2 separate regions of the Homo sapiens genome follow, and region 1 is linked to region 2. Evidence: chromatin loops called from intact Hi-C (ENCODE). Cell type or tissue: chondrocyte. All regions are shown on one strand. Each heading gives the region's core, and the rest is flanking DNA. Links, peaks and the distances in the headings are about the cores only. Region 1 overlaps NDST1-AS1 (NDST1 antisense RNA 1). Region 2 holds the start of SYNPO (synaptopodin).

Region 1 (5,369 bases), core at 69-5,068, 170 kb before region 2:
TCACAGCTCACTGCAGCCTCAAACCCCTGGGCTCATGCGATCCTTCTGCCTCAGGCTCTGAATAACTGGAACTACAAATGCTCACACCATGCTGGGCTAATTTTTTTTAATTAATTTTTTGTAGAGACAGTGTCTTGCTATGTTGCCCAGGTTGGTCTCAAACACCTGGACTCAAGCAACCTTCTCACCTCGGCTTCCCAAAGTGCTGGGATTACAGATGTAGGCCACCTTGCCCAGCCAAAATATATGTCTAAATTTAATTTCACTTGTTTCTTTTTACTTTTTAAAATGTGGTTACTAGAAAATGTGACTGTTCATATGTGGCTTGCATTATATTTCTTTTTTTTTTTCTTGAGACGGAGTCTTGCTCTGTCGCCCAGGCTGGAGTGCAGTGGTACGATCTTGGCTCACTGCAACCTCTACCTCAAGGGTTCAAGTGATTCTCCTGCCTCAGCCTCCCAAGTAGCTGGGATTACAGGCGCCCACCACCACACTCGGCTAATTTTTATATTTTTAGTAGAGACAGGGTTTTGCCATGTTGGCCATGTTGGCCAGGCTGGTCTTGAACTCCTGACCTCGTGATCCACCCGCCTCGGCCTCCCAAAGTGCTGGGATTACAGGCGTGAGCCACTGTGCCCAGCCAACATTTCTAACGAATTAAGCAGTTTTAGAAAATTAGGCCAGGTGTGGTGGCTCAAGCCTGTAATCCCAGCACTTTGGGAGGCCGAGGCAGGCGGATCACAAGGTCAGGAGATCGAGACCATCCTGGCAAACATGGTGAAACCCCGTCTCTGCTAAAAATACAAAAAATTAGCCGGGCGTGGTGGCGGGCGCCTGTAGTCCGAGCTACTCGGGAGGCTGAGGCAGGAGAATGGTGTGAACCCGGGAGGCAGAGCTCGGAGTGAGCCGAGATCACGCCACTGCTCTCCAGCCTGGGCGACAGAGCAAGACTCTGTCTCAAAAAAAAAAAAAAAGAAAAAAGAAAATTAGAATCATATTTAAAATCTCAGAATCAGGAAAAAATTGTGGCATTTCAGAATTTTAATGTGACAGAATTTTAGAACCAGATTTCTAGATCATGACATCGCTGACTGAATTTTAGCACTAACTCTCACAGCCTGGAAGAACTTGAGAAGAATCCTGGTCCCTTGCCCACCCAAGGCAGGGATCCTCCTAGCCCACCGTAAGCAGCGGTGGTCCAGCCTCTGCCTACCCCTCTCCTTTGCTGGGTAGAGAACTCCCCCCTGACAAGGCCACTGGGTGTTTTGAATGGTTAGGGAGAGTTTCCCGATGCTGGGTGGTGCCTGCTTCCCTCAGCTTCTCCCATGCTCTCAGTGGGTTCCCACACCACCTGTGGGGGCTCACAGGACAAGCCTGAGTCTTCCTTCCCAGCAAAGGCAAGAGTGCTGGGTCCTGCCTCTCCCCTTACCCGAGCCACTGTCCTACAGGCTACAGGCCCTCCCTTGACACCAGTCTCTGCAGGTGGGCTTCAGGGACCCACACCAGGACTCTCAGCTCCTGGCAGGCCTCTCTGCTTCCCCATCCCTCAGCAAAGCTGTTCCTGGGACCCCAGTAGTGCAGGGGTCCTGCCAGCCTCTCCCGATTGGTAGATTACCTTTTCTTTCCATCTGGGTGACTGGCCCCTACATCCTGGTCTCTCAGTCCTGCCTGTTCCCAGCCCTGGGGAGAGGTGGGATGAGTGACTACAGGTGCTGGGGTGAGGGGGGGCACAGGAATCTCAGGTCGATTTCAGGAGCCCCAGGTCTGCCTGAAAAATGCTTTTTTTTTTCAACTTTAAGAGACTGAGGAGGAAGAAGGAAGAGGCTTTCTCATTGACAGAGTCACGAATTCCAAGGCAGTGCTGAGGGGCAGTGAGTCACCCAGAGGTCTCCACACAGAGCAGAAAGGCTGGAATCAGTCAGGCGGGGTCCTGGCGGAGTAAAACTAGAGCTGGGACTTGAAGGAAAGGGGTGCTGGGACTGTGATGAGGTTGGGGGGAGGCATTCTTGGCAGAAGGAATGCTGGACACATGACCCAGTCCCAGCCTGCCTGGATAGAGGGGTCAGAGGGTGACAGGATGGCCACGTAGGTCAGTGACTGAGGGCAGCCTGGAGGTTAGCCTTGGGTGTGTGTGTGTGTGTGTGTGTGTGTGTGTGTGTGTGTGTGTGTGAGAGAGAGAGAGAGAGAGAGAGAGAGAAAGAGAGAGAGACAGAGACAGACAGAGAGAGAGAATGAGAATATCCCAGTGAGCTATAGGGGAGCATTAGGTAAAAGTAACAGTAACAACTATAGTTTGGCTGGATGTGATGGCTCACGCCTGTAATCCCAACACTTTGGGAGGCCAAGGTGGGTGGATCACCTGAGGTCAGGAGTTCCAGACCAGCCTGGCCAACATGCCAAAACCCCGTCTCTACTAAAAATACAAAAAAGAATTAGCCGGGCATGGTGGTATGCGCCTGTAATCCCAGCTACTCAGGAGGCTGAGGCAGGAGAATCGCTTGAACCCGGGAGGCGGAGGTTGCAATGAGCCGAGATTGTGCCATTGCACTCCAGCCTGGGCAACAAGAACGAAACTCATCTCAAAAACAAACAAACAAACAAACAAACAAAAAACTATGCCAGGCATAGTGCTAAGCAATTTCCTAGTATTTCATTTAATCCTCTCAACAACCTTATAAGGTAAATACTATTATCCTCCTGCAAATAAACAATTGAAACCAAGTTAAATGACAGTAATTGAGGGCTGACCCTTGATTCTAACACAAGACAGTCTGATGTCAGAGCCCAAGCACTGGATGGAGGGCGAGTTGCAGAAGAAGGGAGGTGGGATTTGTATGGGGCATGCAGAGTCTGAGCATAAGTGAGTGTGACCGCATGCTTTGTGGGCTATGGGGCTTATCCCTGCCATTCCCCTCGCTCTTCCCACCCGCAGCCCCAGCTCCATCTCACCCCAGACACAGCCCAGACAGGTTGGAGTGAAGAAAGGGCCTTGGAATGATAAGAATGTCCATGCCTGTTGGAGCAGAGAGCCCCAGACAAGGGCTGGCCACCACACCGGTCCCAGAGCTGACTTCCCACAGGTCAGCACTGCTCCCTCACCCCCTGCTGGTATGTCTATAAGCACCTAGGAATGGCATCTGGGCTCAACTCTGGGAGTCCTTACCGGCTTCCAAGATACACAGGATAGGCAGAGGGGAATGCTAATAGACATTCTTCCAGGTCTAGTCCCAGCTCACCTGCTGGCCACCGCTGGTCTAGGCAGGCCCCTCTGACTCCCTGGGCCTCAGTTTCTCCATTTCTTTCTTTCTTTCTTTCTTTCTTTTTTTCAGACAGAGTCTCGCTCTGTCACCCAGGCTGGAGTGCAGTGGCGCAATCTTGGCTCACTGCAAGCTCCGCCTCCCGGGTTCATGCCATTCTCCTGCCTCAGCCTCCTGAGTAGCTGGGACTACAGGTGCCCGCCACCACGCCAGGCTAATTTTTTGTATTTTTAATAGAGACGGGGTTTCACCATGTTAGCCAGGATGGTCTCGATCTCCTGACCCTGTGATCCGCCCGCCTCGGCCTCCCAAAGTCCTGGGATTACAGGCTTGAGCCACCGTGCCCGGCAGTTTCTTCATTTCTATAAGGAGAATTGGATGTGTTCAGGGACAGGAGAATAACACAGAGAAACAAAGTGGTCTTGTGTGTGTGTATGGAGTGATGGGCATGGAGAACTGCAGACAACCTCCAGGCCAGGCAACTTCAACCACCCCTTCCTGCTTCACTCATTGGGAGCATTTTTGGATTCTGCTGTGCAGACACTGGGATCCTGAGTCAGCCACTTAACCTTTCAGTGTCCGTTTGAACCTCTCCCCTCTTCTGGGGGTTAATCTAATGTTTTGGTTTGAATGATGTCAAAAGTGTTAGTTCTAAAATGAAGAGAATCAGAATCGCAGAATGAGGAGGTCAGATGGTGGAGGAGTGGATGAGAAATGGCCTGTGGTGAGGGCAAGTCCAGGGCAGAGCCCCTCTGACCAGCAGCTGAGAGGATGGGAAGGAACAATCCCTGGACGGCCCTTCACACCTACCGCCCTGACGGCACCTGAGCCTAGCACTCTGCTCGCCAGGCCTGGACTCAGCCCTGGGCCCTGGACCAGGCCTTATCCTCAAGGGACTTTGAGCCTCTAGATGATAAGGGTCATCTAAAGACCACTTGTGCTTGGCAGTGTTTTACTTTTGTCAGGTTGTAATTGGTGCATTACAATGAACACAGTAAAAGGGGAAATGAACTGATTGACATTTATTTGTAGAAGCTGTCATCTTCTCTGTGTGAGCATTTTGTAGATCTTTTGGCCTCCATTCCTGTTCTCTTAGTCAAGCTAAATGGTCCAGGGACTGAAGATCCCACAGCTTGGCTCTTTTGCAAGGTGAGGGGATCTCCTGCAGGTTGGGCAAAGCTTCATTTTCTCTTCTGTACAATGCGGGTGAAAAAAATCTCCGCTGTGTCTACCTCTCAGGGCTGCTGTGGGGCACCAAGGAATTGGTGTACAGAATGAGAAAGTTCATTTGTTCTTTCTTTCTTTCTGTTTTTTTTTTTTTGGCGGGGGGGCGGTGGGGGGACGGAGTCTCGCTCTGTTGCCCAGGCTGGAGTGCAGTGACGTGATCTCAGCTCACTGCAAGCTCTGCCTCCTGGGCTCACGCCATTCTCCTGTCTCAGCCTCCCCAGCAGCTGGGACTACAGGCACCCGCCACCACGCCCAGCTAATTTTTTGTATTTTTAGTAGAGACAGGGTTTCATGAGGTTAGCCAGGATGGTCTCCTTCCCTCCCTCCCTCCCTCCCTCCCTCCCTTCCTTCCTTCCTTCCTCCTTCCTTCCTTCCTCTCTCTCTCTTTCTTTCTTTCTTTTTTTTTTTTTTTTGAGATGGGGTCTCACTCTGTCGCCCAGGCTGGAGTGCAGTGGCGCAATCTTGGCTCACTGCAACCTCCGCCTTCCGGGTTCAAGCAATTCTCCTGCCTCAGCCTCCCAAGTAGCTGGGACTACAGGCGCATGCCACCATGCCCAGTTAATTTTTGTATTTTTAGTAGAGACGGGGTTTCCCCATATTGGTCAGGCTGATCTTGAACTCCTGACCTCATGATCCACCTGCCTCGGCCTCCCAAAGTGCTGGGATTACAGGCGTGAGCCACCTTGCCTGGCTTCTTCCTGGTTTTTAGAAAGTACTTTCTGGCCAGGTGCTGTGGCTCACGCCTGTAATCCCAGCACTTTGGGAGGTCAAGGGTGGCAGATCACCTGAGGTCAGGAGTTTGAGACCAGCCTGGCCAACATGGTGAAACCCCCATCTCTACCAAACAAACAACAAAAAACAAACAAACAAACAAAATTAGTTGGG
Region 2 (5,369 bases), core at 53-5,052:
AGCCTGGTAATGTACATAGCTCCTGTGGAACTGTGCCTAGCCCTCCCCATTCACCCCTGGCCTCTGGGCAAGCCCAGTGGGTGTGTTCCTCTATCAAAGTTTCCTTTCTATTCAGCTGGTCTTGATTTGGGGTATGGGGGTAGGTAGGGGAGTGGGGTGGGGGTTATCTTGAACCTCCTAGTCTCTGCTGAGCTATCATCATTGCTTAGAATGCTTCCTTATCTCCATCTTTCAAGAGCTAGGACATATGTCACCTCCTCCAGGAAGACTTCCTGGATTGCTTCATCCTAATTCATCTTTCTCTTAGGTTGTATGTTCTCCCCTCACTTCATGAAACATTCTTCCCCTTAGGTCTAACACAGTGATTTGAGATTTCATCTCCTTCCCTCACAAACGTGTTGCTCTCTCCTTCCTTCTCCTCCCACTCCCAGGAACCACCCTCTAGATCTTTGATCTAGAATCTAGATGAATCTTGGATTTAGACAAATCTAAAATTCATCTCCAGGGATGAATGGTGAAGCAAAATGTGAAGGGGGAGGCTTTGGATTCTGGAAGTGCTTGTCCTTTAGTAGTTTATTTAATCAACACAGTGATGGTTTCAACCCCTCCTGGGTGATGGCTTCTGCTGAGTCTGGGGACATTTACAGAGGACAGAGACCAGTCCTGGCCCTAGGCTGGCACAGGGCTAAGGGGAAGGACCACATCTTTGTGGCGGGCCCAGAGTGTGTCAGGCCCTGGGAAGAGTGGAGGGGACCCGCAGATGACCTAGGCCCTGCCCTGACCCTGGCAGAGGCACTGTTTAGGGGAAACCACCTCTTTCCCTGCCCTGGCTTGCCACCTTTTTGTCTTTTAGATTATGTGTTTTCTCTGGAAAGGCAGGGTATGATGGTTCTTTCTGTACTCCCAAGGCTTCCAGGGAGCTGGGGCTGGGGAGAGTGAAACAGCAGGAGGGGGCTTCGTGAGCACAGGCTTAGCTCACCAGGGTTGGACTGGAGAGGTGGAAGCCTGGGCTGTGATCCTGTGATCCTCTCTGTGAGCCCTCCCTTTTCAGTTTGCTGTATACCTGGGGCTCAGCTTGCCTCTCTCTGGGTTACCATCTCAAAGTTTCTAAAAATTGACTGATTATAGATTAATAATTACCCCAGTAGAATGGGCAAGAGAGAGGCTGTGGCTCCTGGCCTTTGGCAGGGCCCTGGTCAGCCAACAGGGAGCAGGGCTTGTGGTCTGCAAGGATAGAAGATGGGTCAGGCTTGCGCTGACTGTGGAGCCCTCATCTTAGCTTCCCCTTACCCATCCATCTCTGCCCTCCCTGATCCCGACCCACTGCCAGCAGAGAGAAACCAGAAGTTTGGCCAGGCCCAGCCTCCTTCCCCTGGGTTTCTGAGTTTTCTCAACCTGCCGTTTCCTCTGAGCTCTGTTCCTGCTCTGGGGCCTCTGGGCCAGGTTGAACAGGGGAGGAGCACTGATCTAGGAGTCTGAATGGATTGATGAGGGCTTCCTACAAGAAGTGGCCGTTGGGCTGGGCCTGGATGGGTGAGTAAGGAAGGTGAATTTGCTTTGTGGGGAGCTCTTCAGAAGGAAGGCGTCCAGGCTTGAGATCAGTCAGACCGCAGGGGCCCCTTGCTAAGCTGTGAGACCTGGGGTGAGTTAGCTGCTTCTGTGTGCCTCATCTTCCTTATCTACAAAATGGGGATAAGGGAACCTCCTCTATGAGTTGCTGTGAGGATTAAATGAAAAAAGGCATGTTAAACCCTTGGCTTGGCAGCATCTGGTGCTCCCAAAATGTTGGCTCTTGTCATTCTCATAGATTTCATGTTTATTCTGCAAGTGCCAATGGAAGATGTGGTGGGGACAAGGGAGGAATACCGAAGTGAAGCAGTAGAGGCCCCTGCCCTCGAGGCCGTTGCAGTCTCTGGGGGAAAATAGGGCCCAGACCCTCATTGCTACAAAGCAAAACACTGGGAGGGGGCAGCATGGCCCACGTGACTGGCCCTGCACTGGGCATTAGGCCAACCTGGGCTTGAATTTCAGCTCTTCCTCTGGCTGGCTGTGTGACCTTGAGCAAGTTGCTGCACCCCTCTGAGCCAGCGTCTTCTCTAATATGGAGATGAGGATAGTGCTGGCCTCATGGGTTGCTGTGGAAGTAAGTGAAGTAAGGCCCTGTCCTGCTACCTGGCATGTGGTGAGTATACCCTGAAAGATTACTTTTACTAGAATAAATAATACACAAGGTGGTGGTTATTAAGTGATGCAGACAGAACATTGGTGAAGGCTTTTTGGAGGGGGTGGTGGCATTCTAGGTAGGCCGGAAATCTGAAGGATTAGGGCATGTAGAAAGGATGTGAGACAGAGGAGGGTTCCCGGTAGAGGGGGTCTGTGCAAACGCTGCTTTGCAGGCAGGAATTCATTGGGCAGCTGTGGGAACTGCAAGCCACTGAACTCCCTCCACTGTTGCTGAGGGCACAGAGAGAAGGTGAGTGAGCTCTTGGGCAGGCCCCGATAGCAGGGGTTTGAATGCCAGGATGAGGACTCTCCTCTTGATCCTCCATGTCCTGGGGAGGCAGCAGAGGGTTTTGAGCAGGAGAGAGGCATGAGTGGAGCCCGGAGGGAGGAAGATGAATCTGGCAGCGTGGGGCGGGTAGATTGGCGGGGGAGAGACTGGGGGTGGAGAGGCCATTTAAAAGGCTGTTGCAAAATCGGTTTTCCTGATAAAGAGCTGGGCTGAGTCATCTGTGGAGGAGAAAAGTCACATCCAGCTCCTTCATGTTGCTGCCGATGTGGGATTTTCCTGGCTTCGTCAGCCAAGCAATTGGCTGCCTTTGCCGGAGGCTTTGAGAACCAAGGCTTGAAGGCCGGCAGGAGCATCCAGGGGGAAGCTTGGCTTCAGGGAGGACCTAGCAGAGTGAGTAAGATGAGCACCCGGAGGTGCCTTTGTGGCTTGGGGTATATGACTTAGGGCATGTGGCATCCCCCCTCTGATCTTAGTCTGTCCTCTGGGCATCAAGGGAGAGGTATGTGGTGATTTCTGCCAGCCTGTGAGTGGTGAGGCGGGGGCTGGGCCTGGGGCTCCCCACCCCATTTCTGTGTCTTCTCCCATGCCCGGCAGTCCTTCCCACCAAAGTCTAGATTGTTCTCCTCCCAAGAGGAGGTCTGGCAGTCTGCCGACCCCAGTCAGATTGCGCTCGCCATGACTCTGGGGATGGAGAATTCTCCAGGGCATGGAGCCTGTGTCATTTCCTCCTTTCAGTGGGAGGAATGGGGAAGGGGCTGGCAAGGTAGCCAGGCCATTACTCAGGCCTCTCCATTTTCCTGCCCCCAGCTGAGCCAGAGGTTGTGCAGTGGCCAGTCATTGGTTCCTTCCTGACCTCACCAGGGGGGCAGTTTACCCAGCCTGTTTACCCTTCCTGTCGCCAAGACCCCTGGACTACCACAATGGGCTGCCTTGAGCCAATCTCTATTCCTACCCCTGGCTCTCTGTCCCACCCCGCCCCACCTGACCCTGGCTGGACACTCCCATTGACGGCATCGTGTGAAGAAGCATTTCCTTGAATTCTCCCTGTCCTGACCTTCTGCTCTGGCCTCCCTTCCCCGGCCCCACCTCCCTCCTGTGGATCCTCCATCCACACGGGCCCCAGTGGTGGGCAGAACAAGCAGCTGTCCACAGTGGGTGGTAGGGGTGGGGGAAAGGGTTTGTCCCTTTCTACGCCAAACAAGAACTGGGGTCTTCTGACTCCCAACATAGTGATCTTCCCACTCTACTCATCTTTCATGCCTTATCAGTCCTTTCTACCTTAGTAAGAATGAGTTTATCAACTCTTCTCCTGAAAGGAAGAAGTGGAAGAAAGAAGGAGTTGTTCTAGGCAGCTGGGTTTTCAGGGGAGAAGACATTGCTGAGGGGCATTGATCACAAGATGAGGGAGCAGAGGGCTTTGCAGACCATCATCCAAGAGCACTGGAGCCTCTCTTGTTTCTCCTCTTTCCAGAGTCCTAGTCTGGAAGGAGAATAGTTAAGAGATTAGACTCAGAGCCAGACTTTTCTGAGTTTGGATTCCAGCTCTGCCACTCATAAGTTGTGTGACCCTGGGCAGGTCTCTCTGAGCCCCAGTTTCATCTGCAGAATGAGAAGAATCACAGGACTTATGTCTGGGAGCTGTTGTAAGAACTGAACAAGGTGGTGAGCATAAAGTGCACAGCACTGAGCCTGGGCTGCAGCAGGGGCTCAGTAGTGACAGCAGTCGTTGCAAAGCCCCTTCTCATGGCTGTGCTGGGGCTTCTCGCCTACTCCCCCACTTCAGGATTTACCCTGTTGGACCCAGGTCTCCTGACCCCAGGCAGCTTTTCATTGTGCCCGCCCTCCACCCCTTCCTCTCTTGAAGGCCTATCTTCAGGGCTCCTGATCCAGTGTCCAGGGTGGGTCTTTAAAGGGCTAGCACCCCAACTTGGCCCTGCAGAAGTTTAGGTGGGGAGGCGGTGGGGACATCATGACTTGCACAAGTGCAGGCCACAGCCAGGCCGATTGAGGGTTCAATGAGGTACCTGTCCCCTGTAGCCTTTGGCTACCTCCCCACCCCCACCTTTGACACCAAGAGCATGATCTTGAGCAGCTGCTGCCTGGGATATTGCCAGAGAGGGCAGCTCCCTAGTCTGAGGAATTTTAGATGGAGTTGCCCCCTGGTGCCCTGCTACGAGGGACTCTAGGGTGTCCCCCCGCCTCCCCAGCTTTGTTTGTGAAGGGTGGCGAAAATCATCTGGATGGCTGGCTGGATCTGGTCCAAACCTCCTGCTGAATTCCTTTTCCATGGAGTCACTGTGGGCTGGAGTGCGGGCTGCAGGAGCTTGCCTTGGAGGGCAGGGCTCTCTTACCTCCTGGCCTTTTCTGCCATTCCTCTTGTTCCAGAACAGTAGCTTGGGAGCAGTTCTAAGCTCAGAGAGGTGGTGGTGATGGGATCTTAGCGGCAGCCCAGGTTGTGCATGGAGCCTCACTGAGAGTCAGCTGACCTGGTCTTGGGCTCACATCCTCCTCTCTGACCTCTTCCTTGGCTGGGCCTCCCAGGCCAGCTTATTTCTAAAGGCCCTTCATATTCTGACATTTGAGGATTTTCTAAACCCATGGCCTTCTAGAGCCAGTAAGGAGAAAAGCAGAAAAATGCAGGGGCATTGAGAGGTCTGGAGTAATCAAACACTGAAGTGCTTTCTATGAGCCTTGCAAGGTGGGAACCGGCCAGCCAGGAGCCTGGTGCTCTCTGCAGTAACGTAGAGCCAGGTGTGAACAGAGCTCTACTCCTTCTGGCTCTGTGATCGTGGGCAGCTCACTTTACCTCTCTGAGCCGTAGATTTCTCATCAATAAAGTGTGCATAATAATAGTTTG

What was found. A loop is a pair of places that touch in the nucleus more often than their neighbours do. Peaks named below come from ENCODE experiments on the same cell type or tissue, not always from the same donor. Only the 100,000 strongest peaks of a DNase experiment are listed, where the experiment ranks them.
Region 1: it touches region 2 in a loop (2.6-fold over the local background); 6 of 110 quality-filtered maps call a loop at or near these places.

The regions. Positions count from the first base shown.
Region 1 is chr5:150,471,259-150,476,627 of GRCh38, forward strand. NDST1-AS1 (NDST1 antisense RNA 1) reads right to left here. Exons shown (of 3, transcript NR_105061.1): 3 at 4,258-4,501. Among named protein-coding and RNA genes, the nearest start is that of NDST1-AS1, 12 kb to the right of the region's middle. In chondrocyte, for the core only: a CTCF peak has its summit at 3,120 (motif pointing left); no DNase peak of the experiment used is centred there.
Region 2 is chr5:150,637,953-150,643,321 of GRCh38, forward strand. SYNPO (synaptopodin) reads left to right here and starts at 2,708. Exons shown (of 3, transcript NM_007286.6): 1 at 2,708-2,902. RefSeq lists an enhancer at 2,390-3,589. In chondrocyte, for the core only: a CTCF peak has its summit at 2,480; a DNase peak (open chromatin) is centred at 4,818.